2 separate regions of the Homo sapiens genome follow, and region 2 is linked to region 1. Evidence: read pairs that join two places in POLR2A ChIA-PET (ENCODE). Cell type or tissue: GM12878. All regions are shown on one strand. Links, peaks and the distances in the headings refer to the core of each region. The heading gives the core; the rest is flanking DNA.

The links. Peaks named below come from ENCODE experiments on the same cell type or tissue, not always from the same donor. Only the 100,000 strongest peaks of a DNase experiment are listed, where the experiment ranks them.
Region 2: POLR2A ChIA-PET joins it to region 1 with 6 read pairs; 2 of 35 experiments call an interaction of 5 or more read pairs at or near these places.

What each region holds. Positions count from the first base shown.
Region 1 is chr17:59,274,265-59,280,258 of GRCh38, forward strand. It overlaps GDPD1 (glycerophosphodiester phosphodiesterase domain containing 1), which reads left to right. Exons shown (of 10, transcript NM_182569.4): 10 at 1-1,706. Among named protein-coding and RNA genes, the nearest start is that of YPEL2, 54 kb to the right of the region's middle. RefSeq lists an enhancer at 3,020-3,099. In GM12878, for the core only: no CTCF peak of the experiment used is centred there; a DNase peak (open chromatin) is centred at 2,947.
Region 2 is chr17:59,624,522-59,630,515 of GRCh38, forward strand. The region is part of intron 1 of CLTC (clathrin heavy chain); the gene reads left to right. Among named protein-coding and RNA genes, the nearest start is that of CLTC, 7.6 kb to the left of the region's middle. In GM12878, for the core only: no CTCF peak of the experiment used is centred there; a DNase peak (open chromatin) is centred at 3,410; H3K4me3 peaks cover 2,899 bases.

The DNA.
Region 1 (5,994 bases), core at 639-5,638:
CACTTTGGGAGGCTGAGACAGGCGGATCATCTGAAGTCAGGAGTTAAAGACCAGCCTGGCCAACATGGCAAAACCCCATCTCTACCAAAAATACAAAAATTAACCATGCGTGGTGGTACACGTCTGTCATCCCAGCAGCTCTTAAGGCTGAGGCACAAGAATTGCTTGAACCCGGGAGGCAGAGGCTGTAGTGAGCCAAGATAGCACCACTGCACTCCAGCCTGGGAGACAGAGTGAGACTCCGTCTCAAAAAAAAAAAAAAAAAAAAAAAATGGGAGGCCGAGGCGGGCGGATCACGAGGTCAGGAGATCGAGACCATCCTGGCTAACATGGTGAAACCCCGTCTCTACTAAAAATACAAAAAATTAGCTGGGCGTGGTGGTGGGCACCTTAGTCCCAGCTACTCGGGAGGCTGAGTCAGGAGAATGGCGTGAACCCGGGAGGCGGAGCTTGCAGTGAGCCGAGATCGCGCCACTGCACTCCAGCCTGGGCTACAGAGCAAGACTCCGTCTCAAAAAAAGAAAAAAAGAAAAAAAATTGGCAATAGTCTTCACTGGAATACAATCAATTAGTAAAAGATTTTTTTTTTTTTTTTGACATGTAGTCTTGCTCTGTCGCCGAGGCCGGAGTGCAGTGGTGCGATCTTGGCTCACTGCAACCTCTGCCTCCCAGGTTCCAGCAATTCTCCTGCCTCTGCCTCCCGAGTACCTGGGATTACAGGTGCCTGCTACCATGCCCAGCTAATTTTTGTATTTTTAGTAGAGACAGGGTTTTGCCACGTTGGCCAGACTGGTCTCGAACTCCTGACCTCAGGTGATCCACCCACCTCGGCCTCTCAAAGTGCTGGGATTACAGGTTTGAACCACTGCACCCGGCCAGTAAAAGAAATTTTGAAGGCCATTGCAGCTATTTGGTAGTGTCTTGTTATTTCTAGGTGTACCTTAGTTAAAGAGGAAAAATAAAACGGAAAAAAGCTTGGAAATCAGTGATGTGTAGTTATTTGGCAAGTTATACATAATCAGCAGCAGCCAGGCTCAAGAAAATAAAAGTTGATTAGTTGATCAGAAATAAAATCTGTAGAGTGAATTAGATTTCTGAGTTGTTGTTGTTAATGGAACATTCTATTTGAGACCTTTTTCAGGTGTGTAGCAATTCTACCATGTCCATTTTTTTAAGCATTAAAAAGGAACTTACCAGTTGTAAATTAAGACAAGATCCAAATAGTCATATTTTTGTGTTTCCTCTAAAAAAATGTAAGATTTCCATTTTTGGCACTGACTAACTGAGCCTACATCTAGATTTTAAATACCATCTTGAATCCTAATAATTAAACTGATGAAAGTGCATATCATTGTTCCTAACATTTATGAACCCCCATAAAGATGTTCCTGATCTTTAAAACTCATTAATCTGAGTATTAAGTAGAAACAGAATTTTCCAAAGCATTAGACATCACTTTCTCAGTTTATCTGAGGTGACTTCGTGTACATCTGTTTCTAATATATTTGACTAATTTTCATGATCTCAGATTGTGAGGTAAATGTAATCTGGAATAATAAGTGTCTTTTACCTAGATTACATCTCTCATTTGGAGTTTGGCAATGAAACTGCTATGAAGAATGACTGTACTCTCCTATCTGTCCCTGGATGACATAAATATCATTTGCTTTGTTGTTTAAACTGAAATAAAGTTTTCCAAGAACAAAGTAAGCATTCTTCATTCTTTTTCAGTTTTAATTCCAAATATACTTTATAGATTTTTTTGCAGAATTTAATGAGGTGATGCTTTAATCATATGAATAATAAATGCACCTGAGATTTCTCTCTAGTAAAGAAAAGAAAATATGGAAACACTTTTATGGTAAGAAAGTTACTTCTTGGCATTTGAACAAATAACTTGGGAGGGTAATCCACTGAATCAGTCATTTTCAATTTCACTTATTGTAACTTATGGTTATAGTTGCTAGGGATCATTTTGATCATCTTTGATAGAATTCTTTTTGTTATTTCTCCTTTCTAAATTTTGCTTTGTTATGATTCAGAACAGATCATATTAAAGGGCCAGCTTATATTTTATGTAAACCAGTAGAAGAAAAAGTACCCAACAAGGTAAAGATGTTTAGAAAATAATGTTTCAAAAGTTTGGTGATTTTATAGTCAAGGTGACTTTAATTTTCTTAATAAAAACATAGTATTTTCTAACAAGGAAGTTGGTCATCATTCAGTTAACATCTGAATTCTGCTTTTTGATAGGGGCATCAAGTTTTTTGTTTGTTTGTTTGTTTGTTTTTTGAGACAGGGTCTTGCTCTGCCACCCAGGCTGGAGTGCAGTGGCTCAGTCTCCACTCACTGTAGCCCCAACCTCCCTGGCTCCAGTGATACTCCTACCTCAGCCTCCTGAGTAGCTGCCAGTACAGGAGTACACCACCACACCCTGCTAATTTTTGTATTTTTTTGTAGAGACAGGGTTGCTCCATGTTGCCCATGGCTCAAGCAATCTGCCCGACTTGGCCTCCCAAAGTGCTGGGATTACAGGCACGAGCCACTGCGCCCGGCCTCAGAATTTCTTAAAGCTCTCATTTCAGTTCTAGAAATTGAGGAGTGGGGAGGGACTACAGGGAGTCATCTCATAGCCACACTGTGAAGAAAGGATGGCTGTGATGGGTTGAGAAAACAGAACATAAATAATAAATCATAGTATGCTCCAGTATGGGAAACCATTAATATATAACACAGCCTGAATGATTTTGCCTAGAGTTATGCAAAATGGTGACCCCAGAAAGAATCCATTGGAAAAAAAAAAATCAAAAGAGATTCTGCAATAGATAAGAATGACAAGTTAAGGGTGGCCATGAATGCCAGGCTGAAGAGTTTGTTCTAAACTGAAAGTCATACAGCTCAAGTAGATGGCTAAACTTGAGACAATGGAAACAAGAACCAAAACTGCTAGGCAATAATATGACATAATGATTTCAGACACAAAAGAAAAATGTGAAAAACAGTCTGCAACCAGGCCTCAAAACAAAAGCAGAACTAAAGAAGTCAGATGCAAGCGTCAGAGAGGAAATCAAAATGCTCGGAGCATACGAAGACATTTTCTGTGCCTCATTTAGGTAGCGCTGAAAAATTAATGTTTGGAAAGTTGATCATCCTATAATCTGAAAGAAAGATACAAGCCTAGAGCAGAGAACTGTCCAGAAACCAGGTCAGAAGTCTAAACAGATTAATACAAATCTAAATTGCCATTAGATGGCATAAAAATTTGGTGGCCAGGTGCAGTGGCTCACGTCTGTAATCCCAGCACTTTGGGAGGCTGAGGCAGGGAGATCACTTGAGGCCAGGAGTTCGAGACCAGCCTGGCCAACATGGCAAAACCCCATCTCTACTAAAAAAAAAAAAAAAAAAAAAAATTAGCCAGGTGTGGTGGTGCACACCTGTAATCCCAACTACTTGGGATTACACGAGAATTGAGGCAGGAGAATTGCCTGAATCCAGGAGGCGGAAGCTGCAGTGAGCTGAGATGGCACTGCTGCACTCCACCCTGGCCAACAGAGTGAGACTCCATCTCAAAATAAAAAAGAAGAGGCCGGGTGCAGTGGCTCATGCCTGTAATCCCAGCACTTTGGGAGGCTGAGGCGGGCAGATCACGAAGTCAGAAGATTCAAGACCATCCTGGCTAACACGGTGAAACCCCTTCTCTACTAAAAATACAAAAAATTAGCTGGGCGTGGTAGCACGTGCCTGTAGTCCCAGCTACTTGGGAGGCTGAGGCAGGAGAATCACTTGAACCCGGGAGGCAGAGGTTGCAGTGAGCCAAGATTGTGCCACTGTACTGCAGCCTGGGCGACAGAGCAAGACTCCATCTCAAATAAAAAAAAAAAAAAAAGGAAGTAATGGTACTATAAGTAGGGAAACAATGAATCTATGTGTCTCTGTAAAGGAAAAATTAGGCCAGGTGCGGTGGCTCACGCCTGTAATCCCAGCACTTTGGGAGGCTGAGGAGGGTGGATCACCTGAGGTCAGGAGTTTGAGACCAGGTTGAGCAACATGGTGAAACCCTGTCTGTACTAAAAATACAAAAATTATCAGGATGTGGTGGTGGGTGTCTGTAATCCCAGCTACTCTGGAGGCTGAGGCAGGAGAATCACTTGAACCCGGGAAGTGGAGGTTGCAGTGAGCTGAGACCATGCCATTGCACTCCAGCTGGGCAAAAAGAGTGAAATTCTGTCTCAATAAATAAAAGTTAAAAGAGGGAAGAAATAATAAGAGCTGGCGACTGGATAAGCTTAAAAGAAGAAGGGAAAGTTACAAAGCTGCAAAAAAATGGGGAACCTGGAGAGGAGAAACAATGTGGTGGTAAAGATGATGAATGTGGGCGCACTTGAGTTTGAAAGGGCAAAAAGAAGTTTGAGTGGCTATGCTTTAGATATATTCGCCCTTGGATGAAAGGCTAAATCTGGAGGAATAGATTTAGGCATTTCCTGTACTTCACAGGTATGAATTTGCAAAGTTAGCTCTTTAGAGGTGATATTAGTTGCTTCTCAGTATACTACTTGCAGTTTGAATAGTACCATGCCACCAGATGCCTAGTTCGTGAATGCCTAGTGAGACTGAATAATAACATACAACATAACAAATGATCTCATTCATTTATGCCTTTTTCTTTCAAAAGTAGAGAGCTCTATTAAAACAGACATAATTTTTTTTTTTTTTGAGATGGAGTCTTACTCTGTCTCCCAGGCTGGAGTGCAATGGTGCAATCTTGGCTCACTGCAACCTCTGCTCTCGGGTTCAAGCGATTCTCTTGCTTCAGCCTCCCAAGTAGCTGGGACTACAGGCACATGCCACCACACCCAGCTAATTTTTGTACTTTTAGTGGAGATGCACTTTCACCATGTGGCCACGGTGGTCTTGAACTCTTGACCTCAAGTGATGCACCCACCTCGGCCTCCCAAAGTGCTGGGATTACAGGCGTGAATCACCGTGCCCAGCCAAAACAGGCATAATTTTAACTCATCGCATTATTTATGAAAAGAATACATTATTCTGGTTTGTTGAGTAGTTTTTAAATTTAGTTTTTTAAAGTCCTAAGATAACAAGGCAGGTCCTGGACAGCCTCTCCTGGGCAAGAGGAGGCTGAGCAGGTGTAGCAGGTTACCCATTCCCACTTTGATGAGAGCTGCTCCACTTTTTTCTGTTTCATATATGAGTTCAACATAAAATTGATTTGAAATAGGAATTATCTGCAAAAACCTTTTTTGCATTCTTTGTTCTAAGATTTTTCCCTCCGGACTTTAATAGAACCTCCCTCTCTCCCCTCCTCTTCCTCTCTTTCTTCTTCCCTCCCTTCCTTCCCTGATAACTCACTCAAAGCCTTTTAAAAATTCAGTCAGTTCCCTTAATGGTTTATGATTATTTTTTTCTGGTCAGAAACTTCTCAAGAACAACCAATAGGTGGGGAAGGAGGGGTGAGAGACAGGCATAGGATATGAACAGCTAATTCACAAGTGTAAATGGCCAAGAGACATGAAAAATGTTTAACTTCCCTCATAATAAAAGACTTACAAAATGAAATGATATTGAATATGATACTAATTCCCGACTCTCAGGTAAGCAAGAATGAAAGTGTTGATGAGAGGCATAGGAGAACAAGCACTCATAAACTGTTGGTAGGAATATAAATTGACAAAGCCCACGCCTCCTCCCCCACTTTTTTTTTTTTAAGACAAAGTCTTGCTCTGTTGCAGACTGAAGTGCAGTGGCATGATCACAGCTCACTGCAACCTGTGCCTCCTGGAATCAAACAATCCTTCCACCGCAGACCCCTGAGTAGCTGGGACTACAGGTATGTACCACCACGCCAGCTAATTTTTGTATTTTTTTGTAGAGACAGGGTTTTGCTATGTTGCCCAGGCTGGTCTTAAACTCCTGGGCTCAAGCCATCTGCTCACCTCAGCCTCACAAAGTGTTGGGAATATAGGTGTGAGCTACAAC
Region 2 (5,994 bases), core at 714-5,713, 350 kb after region 1:
GCAGTGGTGCGATCTCGGCTCACAGCAACCTCCACCTGCCAGGTTCAAGTGATTCTCCTGCCTCAGCCTCCCAAGTAGCTGGGATTTTAGGTGTCTGCCACCATGCCTGGCTAATTTTTCCATTTTTAGTAGAGATGGGGTTTTACCATGTTGGCCAGGCTGGTCTTCAACTCCTGACTTCAAATGATCTGCCCACCTCGACCTCCCAAAGTGCTGGGATTATAGGCATGAGCTGCTGCTCCTGGCCTCATATAAATAATTTTTTAAGTTTTCTAGCAGCCATATTAAAAGTGAAAAAACATAAAATTAATTAATTTTGGGTTTTTTTGGTAGAGACAGAGTCTTGCTATATTGCTCAGGCTGGTCTCAAATTATTGGGCTCAAGTGATCTGCTCGCCTTGGCCTCCCAAAGTGCTGGGATTACAGGCGTGAGTCACCATGCCATGCCCAGATAAAATTAAATTTAATATATTTTATTTAACTTGGGATATGCAAAATATTATTTCAATATGTAATCAGTATAAAATTTACTAATGAGATACCTTACATTCTTTTTCATACTAAATTTTCTAAATCTAGTGTGTGTGGTTTTTTTTTCTTTTTTTTTGAGACAAAGTCTCACTCTGTCGCCAGGCTGGAGTGCAATGGTGGATCTCGGCTCATTGCAACCTCCGCCTTCCAGGTTCAAGTGATTCTTCTGCCTCTGCCTCCCGAGTCGCTGGGACTACAGGCGCGTGCTACCACGCCCAGCTATTTTTTTTTTATTTTTATTTTTTGGTATTTTTAGTAAAGATGGGGTTTCACCATGTTGGTCAGGATGGTCTCAATCTCTTGACCTCGTGAAATGCCTGCCTCGGCCTCCCGAAGTGTTAGGATTACAGGTGTGAGCCACCGTGCCCGGCTATGTATATTTTGTACTTAGAGCATATATCAATTCAGACCCTATTTTCTTTGGAAATCCTGGTCCGTATTTAGAGTTCATAAAATTTACAGTTAGAAAGGCAGATTTGGGGCTGGGGGTAGTGGCTCATGCCTGTAAACTCAGCACTTTGTGAGCCAAGGTAGGAGCATTGTTTGAGCCCAGGAATTCAAGACCAGCCTGGGTAACAGAGTTAAGACCTCGTCTCTATATTAAACAAACAAAAATGAAGAAAAAGGAAAGCAGATATGCAATACTTCAGTGATCCCAAACATACTTAAGTTTTCCAGTAATTGAATCACTTACTGGTTATTATTTAATTTTAATTACTTTAAAATTACGGTAACCACATTTCAAGTGCTCATTATGGTATGTAGGTTGTGACTTGTGGTTACCATATTGGACAACACAGGTTAAGTCTAACCTCTTGCTTTTTTTTCTCTGGGAAATGGGCATACTTATCTCACAAAGTTATTATGAGGATCTGAGATCATGTATGTGAAAGTACTTTACGTAGCATTTTAGGAGCATTAATTATTGGCTAAATAATTTTTGTCCAGTACATTTTATTCAGGTATCTCAACCAATGACACAATATTCATTTACAGATCCAGTGTTTTATGGTGTATAAGTATTTGGGGTTAACACATTTACCTAAGATTTGAGTACTTACTGCAGATGAGGAACTGTGTTAGACTCTAGGGACAAGGTGGTAAACAAGATGGACTACACCTTGCATTCATGCTTCCATTGATGAGTTGGCAAAGGCTGTACACTTGTTATTCCAACCATTGATGTTGTCTACTTGATTGTGGATCTTTTATGTGTTCGAACATTTGATATTGTGCACAGTTTAATACAAATATTGATATGATACAAAGTTGATTACACTCTGAAACTGCCCCCCAAAAAGAAACTTTTAAATAAATCTTTTATTATGTTCCACGAGTCTCATTGTGTGCCACTGGTACATTTTAAATTAGGGTTCCTTGAACAGACATATTTGAAAAAAAAACTTAATGAATCATATCGGATAAAATACCCATATGGAATGCCGGTCAGGCGATTGTTAGAGTTATTGTATGTGTTGTATGTGTCCTTTTTTAGGGTGGTAGTGTTGAAGTGAATCTTCTCACTTAGATGAGCAGTAGGTTCATGGCTGATATTTTAGTCCTGTATATTAGAATGAGGCTGTTTCTCTAAGTTCATGCACTATATGCCATGCCAAAACTACTTCATGAAATAAACCTGTCTTCTGAGCCACAGCAAAGTTTACAGCTCTGGGTGTCTTGTCTTTGCTTCTTGGTTAAGTGCCTATGGCTAATGCTCTTAACTCAAAAGATGGCTGAAAGCTTGGACCTAAATGTGTTATGCAAAACCCATCTGTCAGACTTTTGTGAGTCTCTTCTTTTGTATTATCTCCTTAAATTAAGACATAATTTAAGATATTTTTGTCCTACTTTTTTTGGGGGGTGGGGACAGGGTCTCACTCTGTTGCCCAGGCTGGAGTGCAGTGGCATGATCAAGGCTCACTGCAGCCTTGACCTCCCTGGGCTTAGGTAATCCTCCCACCTCTGCTCCCTAAATAGCTGGGACTACAGGCGTGCGCCACCAAACCCGGCTAATTTTTGTATTTTTTTTGTAGAGTCGGGGTTTTGCCATGTTTCCCAGGATGGTCTCAAAATCCCGGGCTCAAGCAGTCCACCTGCCACAGCCTCCCAAAGTGCTGAAATTACAAGTGTGAGACACCAAGCCTTGTCCTATTTTTGAGGCAGTAACTATTCAAATCTTAATTGTCCTGTAATCTAATCCATAAAATCAAAATACATGGGCCATTATAGTTGTTTGAGCACCTATTACGTGCCAAGAACTGTATTAAATATTTAATGTTTATTATCTCATTTAATTAGCAAGAGAACCCTTGTGCTTAGGTCAGATTAGCCTTATTGTAGAGATTGGGCAACTGAAGTTCATAGTAGGTAACTTTTAGAGTCACACAGCTAGTGAGCAGTCAGACTTTTAATATTTATTCTTTCATTTGGCTCATTGCCTCATTTGGTAAATGGTCTGTATCATTTGAATTGCAAAATGTACCACAATTGTTTATATCTATGCTGTGATGTTCTTTGATTCTAGTAGTACTGTCGTTTGTTTATCGTGAAATATTTTTTATATTATGAGAAAAGTAGGAGACAGCAAACTAACATCTGACTTTATGCCTTGAATGATTATTTAGCTGTATCTTTTTTAAGGACTTTATCCTGTTTCCTATTGGAAAATTGTGCAGGATGATTGGGATCCGGTTAACTTGTAACCAGGATTGTCTGCATCCCTCTCATAAGACTGAACTTGTCACACTTTTCTATAGACTTTTTCTTACTGAAAAGAATGAGTGTGTTCCAGTCTGAAGCCACTTGTGAAAGGAGGAAACTTCTGCTTTCTATTTTACTGTAAATTCATGTTTTTGTGTTTATGCCAAGAAATAGAAGCTTGAACTCAACGAAGGCAGTTGTGCATGAAAGGGATAGGAAATGAAGGTGACAATGGAATATATTTGCTCATTTTGAGTAGCATCATGGTAGAAAGGAAAATGGTTACAGACTTGTAGGGTTGTGCTTTGGAGGCAGACTGCCAGTACTGTTAATACTTCTTGTTCCTAATCCTTAGGTAAATAAGGATTTTCTTCAAGTTCTGAAGTAAGACGGTTTTAAAGATTATTGCTGAAAGAATAGGAACCAGATCCATTAAAGCCATATTTTGTCACATTAAAAAACTCTGCAGTGTGCTATTCTGGAAAATGTCTCAGATGTTTAATCTGGGCTTATCTATTGATTATGTCAGGTTTTCAACTTGTCTCAACTTCCTCATTTATTAAAACAATATTTCCTGGCAATTTTAAAGTTAGACTACAGTATGTTTTTGTATTTGTAGTATAATATTTAGCCCCTTAACCCCTTACAGGCACTCGAATATTAGTTCTTCCCCTCCACCCTGGAAGAGTTTCCCTTTGTCCACTTGAGTTGAATATATGTGCCGTACTAAAGGAGAAAAACTACCATCTACCCAGTTATTGAAGCCAAGATCTTGAAGTTACACCAGACTCTCTAATTTCTCATTTTCTGCATCCGTCGATTTCTGGAGTTCCTCAGTGATGCACACTGGGGGTCTCAGGGATGACAGTTTTTCATGACCCTAGGTTGAAACTGGGAGTCATAGAAGACGAAAAAACGAGAATTGGATTGGGAGTTGACTCTGTTGCCCAGGCTGGAGTACGGTGGTGCAATCTTGGTTCACTGCAACTTCCGCCTCCCAGGTTCAAGCAATTCTCCTGCCTCAGCCTCCTGAGTAGCTGGGACTACAGGGGCCCGCCACCAGGCCTGGCGAATTTTTTTTGTATTTTTAGTAGAGATGGGGTTTCACCATGTTGGCCAGGCTGGTCTCAAACTCCTGACCTCAAATAATCTACCCTCCTCAGCTTCCCAAAGTGCTGGGATTACAGGCGTGAGCCATCGTGCCTGGCCAACTTGCATTTATTTCTGATTAGCTGCTCATCTGAGAAAGGTGGCTTAAAAAAAACCACCAAAGTGGACAGACTGAAGCTAAAGACTGTCAGTATATATGCTCTGCTTGGCAAACAGCTGACTTTGGATAGATCTCATTATTTAAAGATGAATAATAAGGGGGAAAAACGTGTAGAGAGAACATGGTTTACAAAAACCCATCTCTTTCTCCAGTCTCTGCAATATTCTATATTTGGTCATATTGAACTATGAAAATCTAAGGCAGGTTTCTTTATTTTACCACAGATATCCTCAGGAAAGAGTCTCCTTATTAAAAGCCTTACTGAATCTCCATAGTATTGTGTCCTCTCACAGTTGCTTCTGTTCTGAGCACCAGAATGCTGTTTGGCAAAGGCTGCTGTAGGCTTGAAATCAACTGGATTAGTGAGAGACAAATTTTACACATCTAAAATTCTCCTGTGTATGGCCTCACAGTTGGAACTGTTGGATGTTATAAGCAGATGATTTAAATATCCCGTGAAAAGCAGTCCATTCGGGCATGTTTCTAGAGATCATAATTTTTTTTTTTTTTTTTTTTGAGATGGAGTCTTGCTCTGTCGCCCAGGCTGGAGTACAGTGGCATGATCTTGGCTCACTGCAACTTCTGCCTCCCGGGTTCAAGCGGTTCTTCTGCCTAAGCCTCCCAAGTAGCTGGGATTACAGGTGCCCGCCACCATGCCTGGCTGATTTTTGTAATTTTAGTACAGATGGGATTTCACCATGTTGTCCAGGTTGGTGTTGAACTCCTGACCTTGTGATCCGCCTGCTTTGGCCTCCCAAAGTGCTGGGATTACAGGCATGAGCCACCACACCCAGCCTAGAGATCATAATTTACATAGAAAGATAAGAGAAAAACAACTCTCCTGATAACGCAAATAGATTTGATGTTACAAAACTGCACCATTATGATTGCTCTGTAATGGATTTTTGAAAAGCATTGTGAAATGGAGATGACTTTCCAGTGCTGATGTCAAAAATGCATATGCAGAGTTTAAATATAATTTTGTGTGTTTTGTTTTTTGAGACAGGGTCTTGCTCTGTCTCAAGTGGAGTACAGTGGCGAGATCATGGCTTACCACAGCCTCAACTTCCCAGGCTCCAGCCATCCTCTCACCTCAGCCTCCCAAGTAGCTAGGACTACAGGCGTGTGCCACCACACCCAGCCAATTTTTGTATTTTTTTGTAGAAATGGGCTTTGGCCATGTTGCCCAGGCTGGCCTCGAACTCCTGAGCCCAAGCAATCTGCCTGCCTCGGCCTCCCAAAGTGCTGGGATTACAGGCAGGAGCCACTGTGCCTGGCCTAATTTTATAATTTTAAATGTCTGTAAAGTAAGCAAAATGACTAGTTGAATTGTACATTAAATATATCTAATCCCTAAGAGTTTATAATGAAAAGGGATCAAAACTTTTTCAATTGCGATAAAACTCACATAACAAAATTAACCATTTTAAAGTGAACAATTTAGTGGTATTTAGTGCATTCACAGTGTCGTGCAGCCAACACCTGTATCTAGT